2 separate regions of the Mus musculus genome follow, and region 1 is linked to region 2. Evidence: chromatin loops called from intact Hi-C (ENCODE). Cell type or tissue: heart. All regions are shown on one strand.

Evidence for each region. Peaks named below come from ENCODE experiments on the same cell type or tissue, not always from the same donor. Only the 100,000 strongest peaks of a DNase experiment are listed, where the experiment ranks them.
Region 1: it touches region 2 in a loop (2.1-fold over the local background); 5 of 42 quality-filtered maps call a loop at or near these places.

What each region holds. Positions count from the first base shown.
Region 1 is chr3:146,446,627-146,454,626 of GRCm38, forward strand. Ctbs (chitobiase) reads left to right here and starts at 3,841. Exons shown (of 7, transcript NM_001293672.1): 1 at 3,841-4,004; 2 at 7,721-7,859. The coding sequence starts at 3,876. In heart, a CTCF peak has its summit at 3,869; a DNase peak (open chromatin) is centred at 3,815; H3K4me3 peaks cover 1,325 bases; H3K27ac peaks cover 970 bases.
Region 2 is chr3:146,401,245-146,409,244 of GRCm38, forward strand. It overlaps Ssx2ip (synovial sarcoma, X 2 interacting protein), which reads left to right and starts at 3,398. Exons shown (of 14, transcript NM_001355661.1): 1 at 3,398-3,691. In heart, no CTCF peak of the experiment used is centred here; a DNase peak (open chromatin) is centred at 3,337; H3K4me3 peaks cover 3,169 bases; H3K27ac peaks cover 3,109 bases.

The DNA of each region.
Region 1 (8,000 bases), 45 kb after region 2:
CACAACCATCCGTAATGAGATCTGGTGCCCTCTTCTGGAGTGTCTGAGGACAGCTACAGTGTACTTACATATAATAAATAAATCAACAAATCTTAAAAAAAAAATAAAAAAAAATAAAAAAAAAAGAAAATTAAGGCAAATTTCTATTATTTTAACTAGAATTCTGAAAGAATTCCTTCCATTCTATATCCTGAATGATGTGGAAGAAAACTGGCATTACAAACTATCTGGTAAATAAAAACTGTTACATGTTAAACTGACTGCCCTTAAATTCATGTTGAATTCCTAACCCCTAATGTCTCAGCAATGAGGCTCCCTCTCTATTAAAATGAAATCAACATGGCTTCTATTGCAATGGCTGGTGTCTATAGAAGCAAGGGAAAATGTGAACATGGACATATGAAGAAAAAAGATCGTGTGAACATGAAGATGACTTTTCACAAGCCAAAAAGCAAGGCTAGGACAGATTTCTCCTGTAGCCTTTAGAAAGACCCCCCACCCCCACCCCAGATAATCTTGCTCTTGGACATCTAGAATCATGGAACAATAAATATCTTGTTATTGCTTCATTCATCTCCTTTAGGGCACTTAGTTATTGCAACTTTAGTATGCTAATGCATACAAGATTGTGACCATCTCCAAGTGTGGGGGCTGTGGTAAAAAGTGCTAGAGATGAGCTATAAACAGAAGGCTTCTGTCCGCTCTTCAGCCTTGGCATGCTGACCTGGCCATCAGGACGGGCTCAGTCTTGATTGGTTTCCATCAGGTGGAAACAGATTCCTTTTCATGCCAACGAAAGACACGGGCAAATACTATGTTTGCAGATTTGTCAGCCTGTTCTCTAAGCCTCTCAACTTGAAGTCCAGGAAAGGCACAGCGTCTCCAAATCTTTGCATCCAGGATGGACTGACTTAGTAAGAAGCAGTTTTATAGGATGAATCTGTCAAACAGGTTAGGTTTGCAACATTAGTAAAAGGCGAGAATGAGAGTGGGTTTTACATTAACTACCAAACCAACGTAGACAGAGGCTTTTACTCATAGTGGATTTATTATAATCCCACATGGGTAGGACAGGCACAAAGGCGCATCTACTTCTGCAAGTAAGTTATGCAGTATGCTGCATAGACCTGCTCATGCTGGAATGTCTGTAAGTGCCACACACCCTGTCCTTAGAGTCACAATGACCTTAGAGTGGATGATGAGTCAGGATCTAGGGGTGTGAGTTAATTTGTTTAGCTAGAGAGGAAAGATTTAGAAATCAGAGGAGGCAGAAATGTTAGCTGTCTGTTTTCAAATGTGTGAAGAGTACCTTACTCTTACAGAGAGACCTGTTTCCAGAAAGTTCCCCAGATCAAAGGCCAGGAATGAGAAGATAATTTCCAGCCCAAGGTTAAGAAACTATCTGCAATTATTAGTCTTTACAATGCTGGGTTGGTTAGTAAACATTCTGAAAGAGCCACGCAACAGCTGAAACCTATTTCCTTTTGGCTTTTGGTTTTTGTAAGACAGGATCTCACCATGTAGCCCTGGCTGGCCTGGAACTATGTGGACCAGGATGGCCTTGACCTCAGCAGCAATCTGCTTGCCTCTGCTTCCTGAATGCTGGTACTGAGGACATGTGCTACAATTCCTGGCTTTGAAACCTACTCCTTATGGAAGGGAAAGATGGGTGTGAGGTAGGCCGGAGGACCTACTCTTAAATGCCAGGTAAGAATGGCCATGTGATTCCAGAAGGGGATGATGCCCTGTGCTGCAGGCTTTGTGTGAGTCTTAAACTGTCAACCTAATGCTGACAGTTTCCTCTATGTCAGGAAAATAGACTGTAGACTTGCCCAACCCATTGAGATTGCCGAGTGGAGTGGAGGCGCCGTGGCCCGGGGATGCTGTGCAGTTTTACAGGAGCCGACAGATTACTTGCTCAAAGGCCAGATAAGGACGGGCTCTGGGGCAGCTTGAAGACTTCCCCGCCCTGATGGAGAGTGGAGACGACTTGGCATCCATGTTAAGGTTGCTGACGTGGAGCTACATTGTCCAGGGTGAAATCTTAGCTCCACGCCTTACCACTGAGGCACATACCAGGTTTTAGGTGGAAAACCCCTGAAGAACAAGAGTACCTATTAAGGCAAGGTCAGGCCAAACCCCTGCTTCACACTTAGCATCATCAGATCCTCGGAACATCCGCCTGTGGGTCAGCTTCGCTGCCCGTAAGACAAGGCTGAAAAGCACACCTGCTTTACACGGCTCCTACTCTGATTGGACAGTGAGGGTTCAGTCCAGATCAGAGCCTGAGAGGAAAAGTAGCCGAGCAAAAGTCCTTCACCACCACGTTCATCAAGCCTTTAAAGGAGGGACCCTGATAGTGTTAACCGTCAGCCTGATGTTGGGCATGCCTATCTACAATCAAGTTAATTGTGGTGGGGAGACTCTGTCTGCCACTCTGGCTGCACCATTTTCTGAGGTCGTTTCAAGACTGCATTATGAAGAGGAAGGCCAGCTCAACATCTGCATGCATGCCTGCATCCTGTTTTCTGACTGTGACCGGCTGCTTCAAGACCCTGTTGCCGTGACCTCTTTGCCATAGTAGACTGTACCTTGAACTGTGAGCCAGGAAAAAAAGCTATCTTAGTTACTTCTTAATCACAGCCACAGGAAGAGAAACGAAGACAAGAAAGCAAACCTGGTTTCCAGCCTTTCCAGTCTGCCAGGATTAGAAATATATTAATTTGTTCCCGAGTATCCTTTGCTTTCCGCTCTTCTGAGAGAGCTCAGAGAGATCCTTGCTTTGACAACATTTTGGTTCTGGGAAAAGAATTTACATCATTTAAATTTTTATTGGTGTTTAGGGAGTGTACAATAAATTTAAACTCATATGCTATAATGGGTGTTTTAATTGTCATTATGAGTTTAATGACATTCAATTTCCTTTATAGCCATAAAGAGAATTTTTATTCCTGTTGCTACTTAAACAGAAGAATTCCCCAAAGAAAATGCCCAAATCTTCAAAGTGCGTTCTCCTTCCAGCATTCAGTACACGCTGAGCAGAGCAATCCAGGTCACACCCCCAGGACCTGATGACCCTGTTAGAGCCCCCTTCCCTATTCTCATAGCCAAAGGAAAGGCTTTTCTTGAGGTCATATCTCTCAAGCAAAATCACCGCACAGAGTTTATCTTTAAATTCTCTTTATTTAATGCTGGAAAATCACAATACACACTTAACCAAACATCTGGTAAATTGACAATAATATCACCCGTCCATTTTACATTTTAAAAAATACCCTGTGTAGAGACTTGGAAAAGAATGGTCTCAAACCGATTGAAGTTTAAAAAAAGAAAACAGGAGCTCTTGGAGTTTTACAGTGAACGTACTATTTACTACAAGCCAAGCACTGTGCTGAGCTATATTGGCAGGGGTGGGGTGCGGGGAGCAACGCCAAGCAAGAGATTCAAAATCAATTGTAAGATGAATGAGCAGAAAACGTTCAGACCACACAATCATGAAATGGTGTAGAGTGATGTAGAGTGATGGAGAGAATAAAAGTGGTAGAGTTACCTGCGAGTTACCCGGGTCAAGACTGTTTACCTAGCCCTTCCTAGCACTGGAGTGTAAGGAAGACCCCTGTCACATCTTACATTTACTCATAGGTAGTGCCCCCAGCAGCCGGGGTGGGATCCCAGTCAATTGGCTGCAAGTCCCACTTCTCCACAAAGTCCAGCATCAGCCCCGCCTTCTAGGGCCCACCTACCAAGCAGCAGGCTGGGTCGCTCTCCGTTTAGCATCAGGCCACGCCCCTCAGCAGAGACTCCGCCCCGCCTGCCCATAGGACATCAGGGCCCGCCCTTCAAGAGGCGTCATTCCCGCAGCCTCCACCCCAGGCATGGCGCTGTGTGGCCTCCCGGAATTCACTCTGCTGCTGCTGCCGCTGTTGGCACGGCTCTCGGCCGGGGACTGCCCGTGCTCCGAGGCTGCTCTCTGCCAACCGATCCGCCACCGTCCCGACTTCGAGGTCAGCACTCATTTGCCCGTCGGTCTGATACTCAAGGCTGTAGAAGTTGTGCGCTCACTGAGTAGCCTTAACCACCAGAGTCTTCCTCTTTTTAGATTTCCTTCAGAGGTTGGGCAACTTCCCAGGCCGCAGACTGTGTAATGCTCCTGCCTCATCAGATTCCCGAGGCCAGCTCCTCCCGCTAACCGCTCAGCCACCTGCGGGGAGGGTAGGAGAACCGGTTCTCGGTTTCCAAGGCAATGCACATTTAGTAGGAAAGTGTCCACCTCCAAAAGTACATCCGAAAGCAGGATGTTCTGCTAACCTTTGTACTTGGTACGGATTAGTTCTTTCGTTTATGGACAGTCACCCACCCAGGAAAGCGGCAAAAACAGCTATTTGAGTCCATTTTTCTTTAACCCAGCAGAATGGCGTATAAAGCTTACGGACTTACCACGAAGCATTGGTAAAATCGCGTGACCGAAGTTGATGACAGTGGCTGGACCTGGGGGTCAGCGATGTCAGGGGGTCCAGTCTCAAAAAATTTGTACAAAGAAGGAACAGTTGATGGGTCTTAAACTTATATTTGGTTTTGAGACATAGATATTTAAATGCTTGTGTTTGCATACATTGTTTAGAAAAATAGTGACAGTATTTTTGTAGACTGCCTACTGTGGAAACTGGACATTTTTTAAAAAGAAAAATTTAGGTGCATTAACGTTTCTTTGAGCAAGGGTCACTAGTAGCACTCAGATCATTAAGATCAGAAATTAAAGTTTTGGGAGAGAAAGAATTAGCTGTTTGGCAATGGATAGCTGTTACTTTTAGTTTCTGGTCCGGTGGATCTTTCCTACTGTGGTAGTTTGAATGGGAATGGCCCTCATGGAGTCATGTGTTTACATGCTTGTCCCATAGGAAGTGACACATTAACAGGTGTGGCCTTGTTGGAGGAAGTGTGTCACTGTGGGGATGGGCTTTGAGGTCTCCCATGCTCAAGCTCGGTCTAGAGTGGCTCAGTCTTTGCCCTGCTGCTTAGAACTCTGAGCTCCCTCGCCAGCATCACGGCTGCCTGGATGCTGCCATGATGATAAGGATTAAACCTCGGAACTGTAAGCCAACTCCAATGAAATGTTTTCCTTTATAAGTTTTGCAGTCATGGTGCTAATTCACAGCCAAAGAAGCCCTAAGACACCTGCTTAGAGATTAGCTGACTGGTTCTGATTGGCTAACTAGGAACTCAAGGGACTTGCTCAGCTGTTTCAGCCTAAAGCCCCTCCCCTCAATTAAGTGGTTTTATAACAATCTGATTTATTGCGGCACTCAACACTTAGTGGGTGATATAGTATTTGTGAGAATTTGTCATTACATGCTAAGAAAATTATACTCATCCATAAACTCGTAGTAAATGAGGCCTCACTAGCCTTTTGCTTCTTGAAATGAGAAGAGTGTAGATTATAAGAGTCTCCTTCCCCACTACATATATTTGTGTGGCAGAATTACAGGGGACTGACCTATGCTTTGAGAATGAACCCGTTTGTACTGGCAAATTTTATGCCAATTTGACACAAGCTAGAGTCACCAGGGAGGAGGAATCAATTAAGAAAATGCCCCCATCCAATCTGGCCATAGGTTAGCCTATAGGACATCTCCTGAATTAGTGATTGGTGGAGGAGGACCCAGCCTATTATGGGTGGTGCCTTTCCTGAACAGGCAGTCCTGGGTTCCATGGCGGTAAGGAGACTTTTTCCCTGACCTCTGCATCAGCTCCTGCCTCCAGGTTCCCACCCTGTTTGAGTTCCTTTGACGATGAACAGTGTGATATGGAAATATAAGCCGAATAAACCCTTTCCTCCCCAAGTTGCTTTGGTCAGTGTTTCATCACAGTTAATAGTCACTAAGATACCATTCCCCACCATGGACATCTGACACCCCTCCCTTTGTGTTCTCAAGATTGAGAGTAGTTGCTATTAGATCACAGGCCCTACCTAGTTGGGTTTTGTTTTGTTTTTAACAAGTTGAGTCTTAAATATGAGAATTAAAACACTGAGCTATCCAGTTTCACATTCTGTGTGTAGTAACTTTATTAAATGGTTGCTTGACAGAAAAAAATGAACTGCGCATAGTTAATTCGGAAAGGTAAAGGCATGCGAATATTCAATGACAGCCTTAACAATTATGGTTGTTGCTCTGCACAGCCCTTACTGGTCCATTCTCCTGTGGGCCCCTACATCTCTATTTTCAGTGCCAGTATAATGTGCCACCCCTTCTTGAAACTCTAATGGAACTCCAGAAAAATGAACAATTCTGTGGTCCTCAAATACTGCTTGAGAATACCACCTAGTTAATTTTATATTGTTCCTTTCTCTTTCAGCATTTCTGTGTCGTAGCTACCTTTTCAGGTCCAGAATCTCAGAACTCTTTTTAGTTGTGGGGAACCTGAGTTGTAGGAACTTTGTTCTAATCTGCAAATGCCCACTCGCCTGTAGGCTATCTTCTTTTGTCATCCTCCAGAATGCAGAGGTCCCCTCCCATGAAGCCATCGTGGATGGTTTCTTTCACCACCTAGATAGCAGATTCCTTGGACGTGGAATCAAGGCCCCTACATTTCCTTCCAGGCCTTGATGCTACTGTCATTTCCTAATGGATCTTGGTATTTGTTAACCTCTGTGCCTCTAGCGCCTAGCAAAACACCTCTCCTACATTTTCATTAAGGTTAGCTCTCTCCATAAATGAATACCGTCAGGTAGAAGGAACATGGCCAGTGAAGCTTTTGTGCTTCTAGGATCATCTCTGAGGGAGAAACACTGGAGGGACATTAGCTACTTTAAACTTGGACTTGACTACTCTTCTAAGTCGGCTTCATTCAAAAGCACACGTAGCAACTTAAGCAGTGTCCATGGCTCCATCTGAAACAGGCAGAAGCTTGAAGATCAGCAAACTCTGTGAGCTCTGGTGCTCCACCCTTTGCTGAGGTCTCACTCATGAGTTCTGGCCACATTCATCCAAACTCGTCCCCTTCGGTGGTTCCAGTGTGGGTCCCTCTTTAATCCATTCCTCATTTCAGCACAAGGGAATTTTCTAGGATGCATTCCTTTTCCTTTGAAAAAATACTTGTGTCTAAATATTAGGTGAGGAGTATTTCAGGCAAAGAACACATAAACCATACAGATGTAGAGCTGGTGGTTCTCCTCATGTCAATGGTCACACTTGTGTGTTTATAAAAATATAATCGACAGTAAAAGTACGAAACCTTAAATGAAGCTCCGTGGCTCCAAAAGGCCACCCAGTCTGTAGAGAAGTTCACGGAGTTGCAGTCTGAGTGGCTACCTTAAGCTAGACGAGTGAGGTTTTCATGTGAGTCCATTACAATAGGTGGTTTTATTAAATAAAAATGGTTTTGTTCTCCCCATTTCCCTCAGGATACTAACTTTTCAACAGGGCTGGCTTTCATGAATTACCCCAGATTCAACAGTCTGTGTTTTATGCTTTTTCTAAATTCTAGGTTTCTGCCATACTGAACATTTATAGTCACTGTGTTTTTTTCTGTCTTCAGGCCTCAACACTAGCCAGTACTTCTTCCAGGTCCATGCAACCACCAGTATAATACACTGGTAACCTGATGTCTTCGTATTACACTCAGTGCCCACTGCCTGACATATGGAGGTGGTTCAAGTATCTGGATGTCAGTATGATAGCCTCAGTTTAAGTGCCAGTGTCTACCCCTGTTTTCCTGGCAGGTCTTTGTATTTGATGTTGGACAGAAAACCTGGAAATCTTATGACTGGTCACAGATTACAACTGTGGCAGCTTTTGGAAAATATGACCCAGAACTTATGTGCTATGCTCATTCAAAAGGAGCCAGGGTAGTGCTAAAAGGTATGTTTTCAGCAGACACACGTCTAGCAAATGCAAAAAAAAAAAAATGTGTACTGTTTACTATATATAGTCCTTTTTATGCCTCTTTTATTCAAAACCTTAGTTGTAGATACCACTAAATCTATTCCACAAACACAGTTT
Region 2 (8,000 bases):
GGCAGCATTACATATGCTTTCTTTAATTTTTCTGGAGAGGAAAACAGCTCAAGGGAAGCTGTAAGCAAACCCCTGCCTAACCCACTTTTCCTGGCCATACCAAGTGATTCTCTCAAGCCCAGAAAGGTCCCTTTCAGCTTTGGGCTACAGATGTCGCTCTGTCTTCTTTCAGACTACCGCCTGGAGTACTTCCCTTGTCCTGTGTATCAGTCAGGATCTTCTTGTCTAAGTAACTGACTGAATACCTGACCCCAAAGCCTTAACAATGAGCCTTGCACTACTTCTTGTGAGTAGCAGTCCGGAGCTATTGTGCAGAGCCGCCAGGGTCAATTTTAGCCATTTGGCGACACGTGGATTCTACGGTTCTCTTTGTGCTTTTGTCTCGCAGCTGTACCATGTGCTACCACAGTTCTAAATGAGTCTGAAACTGGAGGGGGCCTGGCAAGGTGTGAGGAGAAAGACTCCTTATGGTCTGGCAGGAGGGAGAGCTCCCCTCCAAGGGCCCTTCTCCTTCTTCCTATTATGTATGGGCTGGAATTGGCTTCTGTGCTCAGCCCCTCAATCTGTCCCTGCCAGAGAGGGACAAAGCACAAAGGTTTGGATCAGTGGATCTCAAGGGATGCTCTGTGGCACCCTTGGGAGAGTCTCCCCCAAAACCCTCCAAAGGGAATCTATTAGGGCAAAGCTACTTTGGCTGTAACATTGAGACATCTGCCTTTCTCACTCTGTCTTTTATGAGTACACAATGGAGTGTTCCAGAGACTACCAGAAATAGCGTCACAGAATGTAGGAACGACTTGAAAATTTGTATGCCTTCTACCATGTCTTTGCATGTAAAGATGTATGCAAGATTTTAAATACCATGGGATTTTAAAGGAATATACATTTTCATTAAAATCTGCTATTTGTGTTGAGATTGATTTTTGTTAGTTTTTTTTTTTTCCAAGTTTTATTTCCGTGGCATGGTACTTACCCATGGATAGATGTTACCTATACAAAGGACAGCGCGTCTGGGAGACTTGGTACTGTACTGTGTGAAGCATAGCAGATTGAGCTAGCTGACTTAGCAACCCAGGAGTGAAGGCTCCTGGTTTTGTTGCCATGGTGAAGTGGTGATACATTTAAATGACTGTTTCAGAGGCCAAGGACCAGCCTCGGAGAGAGGAGAGGCGAGGAGGGAGGAGGCGTGTTTGAGAGCAGCAAAACAAAACAAAACAAAACACAAAAGCAAAAAACAAACAAAACCCAAACCAAAACAAACTAAACCAACCAAGCAAACAACCAAACCAACCAACCAACCCCTGGACGTGAAATGGTGGTGGGCCTTACAAGCTAAGTGCTCATGTTCTGCTCAGGACAGCTTTCCAGAAAGCCCTCTGCACAAGGCAGCTTTCTCTGGCTAGAAAAACAATCCTAAAATCTCTCTGAATAGCTCATCTCTTGTAGACCAAAAGCCCAGTCTTCTATTTGCATATCAATTAAGCCATTTATTCCAGGTTCCCTTTTGATTATCCCAAAAATCAGCATTCCCTGACCCAGCCCCTTCATTTTTAGAGACAGCTAGCACAGTTTTGATTTGTTTTTTTTTTTTTTAACACTGCAAGTGAATTCAGAGATCAGTCTGTCTTTGTAAGCACAGACAATAACTTAGCTGGGTGGGATTCTGTCATGAGATTACCATTCTGACCAAGCCTGGACCTAAATTAGATTTGTCCCAGGTTGACCTTGAACTCAGGGATCTGCCTGCCTTTGTATCTTTCTGACAAACTGGCTTATAGTGCAGCTGCCTCTGTTCTTTTAGGTCTGGGAAGCCCCTCATATAATTCATATCGCATCTTCATGTTTTGCTTGGTTGAGAAATTTAGTCTTGAACTCACATTTTCAGAGTTCTTTCCCACAGCCTTTTAAGGGCAGCCCTGAAGGTCACAGTGTTTACCGTGTTTGCTAAGGACATACTTTTGCCTCCCAGACTTGCGCTGTCTCTGATTATCATTAACCTTAACGGGGAGCATTCCCTGATGGAGGAACATAGAATATGTACATTATTATACAAACAAGCCTTATGCCCACAGCAGCCATTGAACATTCATGGAGGCCCGTGCCCTGCTCTCTCTGTTCCAGGGGTGGGACCATACCATGCTGTCCCTTGCACGGCCAAGCCGGACTCAGCATTTAAAGAATAAATGCCACGTTAAGATGTTTCTTGAGAGAGGAAAAGGAGTGTTTTGGAGAGTGGACAAGGGAACTTTCAGAACACCCCCTCGGATGCAGAGGGAGCAACCTCACCCCACTAATGGTCTAACTTCGAGAGTAAGACAGTCATTGGCAGTAATTTCTCACTGGCACTGTGCTCCAAAGCGCCTTTGTAATGATGTATCCTTGCTACCTGTATTTAGCATCCAATCTCCTTCAAATCCATTGTTCATTTCTGCACTCTGATCTTCTACCTAGCACTGTGGGCATGTGTAGTCCTTGTTCCTCTCTGTCTTGTTCTTCTGTGGCAGTGGTGTATTTCTTGTGTTCCTTTTACGATGTTTTGTTCTCACAGGAGCCACTTAACCCCAAACCTCTTTTTTTTTTTCCTCTTGAGTAAACAGCTTGCTAGAACCCCACCACCCTACCCTTTACTAAGGTTTCTCCATTTTCCTTTCCCAGGGGAACTTTAGGTGAAAATAGTAGGGAGAGGCAAGTGGATTTGGCCAATTGCCACTGTCCTACATTTTCTTGGCACTCATGGAGAGGGCCTAGGGAGTTTTTCATCAAGGTCTAGTTCACAAGTACCTTTTCTTAGTTTCCCTTTCCAGCTGTCTCCTCCCTAGGTCCCTTCCTTTGCCTTAGTTTGTTTTATTCACTACTTGAGCTTCTCTCATAACGCCCAGGCTAGCCTCAAGCTGCCAATGACCTTGTACTTCAATTCTGCCGGATCACAGACCCTCACATGCGTTCTGTGCAGTCCTGAGGAATGAACTCGGGGTTTCACGCGCACTACCCTGGCCCTGGTTTTACACGGATTTCTGTGCATTGGCGCATTGATTCCAGAGGCCACTACCTTCCTTCTCCAGGGCCTGACCTAATTCTGGAATGCCCCGGTGTCTCTCCGTTCTGGGGAGCGCACCTGGTTCTCCAGAGAGCATTGGGGTTCAGGGGTGGCCTCAGAGGCCCGGCTCTAAAGCGGCTAGGACCCTCCTCTTGTCCCCGTGGAGAGCTGGGGGCGGGGAGCAGCGGCCGGGTGACCCCGGGTGTAACAGGTGCGGTAGCCGCAGCTGCGCGGGGGAGAGCGGCTTGGCGTCTGCTGGGGGTTGTCGGAGGCTAGTCCTCGCTGGACCAATGCGGGCCGCGGTTGTTCGTCGCCTGGCAACCGGCGGAGCCAATGGGCGGCGCCAGCGCGGGGCGGGGTGGGATGGGCGCCCGCCGAGGAAAGCGGCGAGAGGCGGGCCGGGCGGACCGGGCGGGCTGGAGGCTGCGCGGAGCCGCTGCGTGCCGCCGCGGGTGCGGGCCCGCGGGCTGCGGGAGGCGTGAGCCGCTCCCGGAGCCGTGACGGTGAGCGGCGGGATTGTGACGCGCAGGCGGGGAGGAGGGCACCGGGCTGGACGTGGACGCAGGCACCGGGGCCGACTCTGGGCGGGCTCGTCGCGGCCGTTGCAGCGGTTGGAGAGCGTTGCTGCCCGCCGCCTGCAGCGGAAAGTGCGAGGTAGGTGCTGGGGGGGCCCCGCGCCCTTTCGGGATGCGGCGCGGGCGCGCGCGGGGTCCCTTTGGCCCGACCGCGCGGGCTTGGCGAGTCCTCCGAGGCTGCCGCAGGACTTAGCGAGTGAGGTCTGCCGCTGCTGCAGGGGTAGGTGGCTCATAGTGGTCCAGCCCCACGTTTAGGGGAAGAACTTACATCATCGCAGGGGCAGGCTTGTTTGAGAAATTATTTGGCCCCGGATTTTCCAGTGGTGTAGAGTGCGTAAATGGTGAGCTCTGTCCGGGTCAGCACATATTTCTCCTGGTGCAGATTGCTGGGTTATGCAAGTCACCTGGGCCCAGGAAATAAAACTTGCCCAATAATTCCCCATCAGCACCAGTAGAGGAATCTTTACATTAATACCCACAGTTCAGGCTCCTTAGTCCTGCGTGTCAGATTCATAACCAGCCACGCCGATGCAGTTGTGAGAGCCGGGAGTTTCTTCTAGAATCCAGGCTGGATGAAAGGTGGAGCCCAAGGATGAGAGCCTTCTGGATTTGATATTTGCTTCAATTCAGTTTAGAGTCCAGGCCTGGAGTTAGCTGAAAATAGTGCTACCATGGAGCCCGCAAGGTTCCGGAGGAAAACCTTTCTAGTCCCAAATTTGATCTTGAACGGAAAGGTCTGTATATGACGTGACACATTTACGAGGCTGGATAAAATTCAAAACCGTCGATCCAGCTAGCAAAACTTAAGCCATCCAATCTCCTTACTCCCCAAGAGCCTGTGGGCCCACGAAGCTTAGAGTGTTCATTCAAACTAAACAAGAAAAGCTGTGCTCCCAGTCGACACTTTGTCCTGCCCGGTGTGCACAGAAGTTCCTCGTACAAAGTGGCTCTCTGAGAGGATTAGGAATGGATAGAATTCAAACCGGGGCGTTTTCTTTGGTAACTGTTGGGGCCCCTACAGCCTGTCATTTTACACCCTTCCTTTCCTTCTTGTTCTCCATCTGTACAGGGAAGATAATAGGTCCAGGGATTAAGTAACAGGGCCACAGCAGCTTGGAGATAACTGCTGGGGCCGGGCCACTCCAGGATGAAATGTGAAACTCGATCCATGACACACTTGAGCCTTGTGACAAGACTTGTTAAGTCCACAGCATCCTAGGCTTGCTCAGGCAGGTGTACGCACCATGGAAAAGTTAACTGTTCATGTTAGCCCAGAAGGCCTCCAACCCAGCCCAGTCAAATTATGTACTTGGGCTCTCTTAAAATGGGAAAACTGGACAAACCAGCTTGTCGGCCCAAACCGGTTAGGATACAGATTTTGTGAAAGTGCCCTCACTTAGCATTCAGCTAGAGAGAGGGGGGGGAGAGAGCGCCTAGAAAACACTTTTCCACAGGGACTTGAATCATGTTTACATTGGAGCAGTAAGCCCCCCCCCCTCCCACACACACACACTGCTCCTGTCTTTATCCCAGCTCCCTGGGAGGCTAAGGTAGGGGATACGCGTGAGTTTAGGAGTCCCAGACAAAGTAGAACAACATACAGATCTTCATAAAAAACAAACACCTTTCATTCTGAACGACCTCACACGTTCCTTGGGGAACCAGACCAAGCCGGGCCATGCACATGCAAGGCTAGGGTTCTGTTGCTGAGCAGTGAAACCCGGTGCGCCTTGATTCTGAGGCAAGGCTGCCTTGTTACTAGCTTGCCCAAGCAGTCCTTGAACTTGCAGTTCTCCTGCTTCAGCCTCCCAGAAGCTGGGCTTATAGGTTTCTAGGCTCAGTTTCAAAAGTGATTTTTAGTGTTAGCTTCCTGTATCTTTTACAGTAGCTGTGGACTCACCTTGTTGGCTTAGCCATTAGTTCATAACGAGGCTGTGTGAGTCTGTTGTGTGTCTTGGGCAATTATGGTTAGGTGGTTGTGAGCGTACATCTTACCTTAAAGCCATGAGCCTATAGAATGAGACAGTAGAGAAACACACCATCCATTATTAGTAATGGAAAAACCTAGATTGATACCATGTGATGCTGGTCCAATATTTTGTGTAGGAACAGATTTGTTGTTTGTTAATAAATCTATTCTTTCAGTAAGCATTTATTGTCAGACACTCAGCTGCTACTTGCCAGGCCCAAGGACAAAAAGATGTGTTGCTCTGAACATTTTGTACTTTAGGAGGTTTTGTGTGGAGAAGGGGAGAAATGCAAATGTGGGCGGGCTTTAGGAAAGAAGGCCTTTCAGTTGTGTCCTGACAGGCGCTCGCCAAGCAACTGTGCGTTGGGCACAGCAGAGCAGGTGCAGGTTACAGGTGGTTGGTGTCGTCCATGTGCAGCCGGAGCTGCATTAGCGACAAGCGTTAAGAACAGCGCTGTGAACCTTGACCAGAGGGCAATAAGGAATATCTAAAGGGTTTGTTGGGGATTATATTGCTTCTGATGTAGTATGTCTGCCTAGGTAATAATTTGCATAGTCCATGGCCTCTGGACCTTGATGGTCTAGATAATACCTGAAAGCTTTTCACCAGGCACGTAATTGAAGCTGACAGGAGCCTTGGAAATGCAGCGATGGCTGTCTCAGGCGGGTCTTTGTTAAGTTGTCTTCTGTGCCAGGACTGGAGATCTAGAAGCAATGAAGATGCAGTCACCAGCAAAACCAGTCTTGGCCCGGGGCAGACCCTGAGGGATGGGAGGTCCAAAAATGTCAGGCGGAAGCCGTGTGGGATTCAGAGATGAGACGCTGGAATCAATAGCAAGTCTTAATGGAAACTGAACAGAACTGTCTGACTACAGCTGTATGAATGTCCTTCCTTCCTAGTCTCTCTAGTCAGGTGCTCCATCCATCACCACAGGACAGGTCCTGTTTGTAATGCAAGAGGGATGCTACTACTATGTATGACCTACTTCCTGTTGTAATCAGTTGTGCTTTACATACGTGTGCCATGGTAATACATATAGAAATAGTGAGCATATGGAACACCCACTATGTGTTATGTTTGTGATTAGCCAGGCCTGGTGGCACATGTAAAATCCTTGCACACTGGAGGCCAGAAAGACAGATTTTGAGTGTGAGGCTATCCTGGGCCTCGGAAACCCCTGTCTCAAAACCAAGGCAAGAAAACTATAGACACACTGATCAAAAGCTTTAATTGAGGGAACATGTCACAGGCAGGATAAGGGCATTGGCTCGTCCATGTGCCCAGGTACCTAGAATGTGACTTGTGTACCTAGAATGTGACTCCACACAAAATCACAAGTACTGAAAATAAAGACGTGGGTGAAGCATCTTGAGTTTTGTTTGTTTTTTGTTTTATGGAACTGGATTGTGTGGCTCTCACAGGTGAATTTTGTGGATGATAATTTCATTTCACAATGTCAAAAGGTTGGCTGTGTCTGCCCTCAACTGTAACCTCCATTGAACACTTCTGTAAGCATCCCTGTGAGCTCTGCCCTGACCTTGTCTCCACATTCTCCCAAGTCCAGTTTCATTAGTCTTATTCGTCTGCCCTGCGTGACACTGGGCCTAGTACCAACACAGGCTTTTACTTGAGAGAACATGTCCTTCCTACCCAGCTCAGGTTGTCCAGCTCCTATTTTTGTCCTCTGTGTGTGTTTCCATCAAGATGCCCATAATGACCGCAAACTACTTCATTTGCCGAGTCGTTCCTGAGGACTTTTTTTTTTTTTTTTTATAAAAGTGACCTGTGCTTCTTATATAATGAAAACTGGACCTGGGTATTGAAGTGGAAACTTAAGGGCTCTTTGGAGAGTCAGTTGTGATGGAAGGTGTTTTGCTGGGGCAAGCACATGAAGGAATGTTTAGCTGAAATGGACACAGGTGAGAGGCTAAGGCAGACTCGTGAAGGAAGGTTTAGCTGAAGCAGACACAGGAGGAAGGATGTTCTGCTAAAGCAAGCACATGAAAGGACACATGATGAAGGAGTCTTTGCTAAAAATACACGTTTTGGTTCGTCTTACACTGCATAGTTGAGCTGCATTTGTCAGAACCCCATAGAGAGAAACACACTAAAAAACTTCTGGTAGTATGCTGCAGTTTCTTCTGTGGACTCGGGCTGATTGGCAGAATGATGTCAACTGAGGCAAGACCTGTGGAGGACATGTGATATTTGGAGAGAGCAGAAAAAGGACTTAAGCCGGGCGTGGTGGCAGAGGCAGAAAGATTTCTGAATTCGAGGCCAGCCTGGTCTACAGCATGAGTTCCAGGACAGCCAGGGCAACACAGAGAAACCCTGCCTCAAAAAACCAAAAAGAAAAAGGACTCAACAGATAGTGACAGAGGCTGAGCTAGGCTTGCTTATAGAGCTAGCTGTGCAACG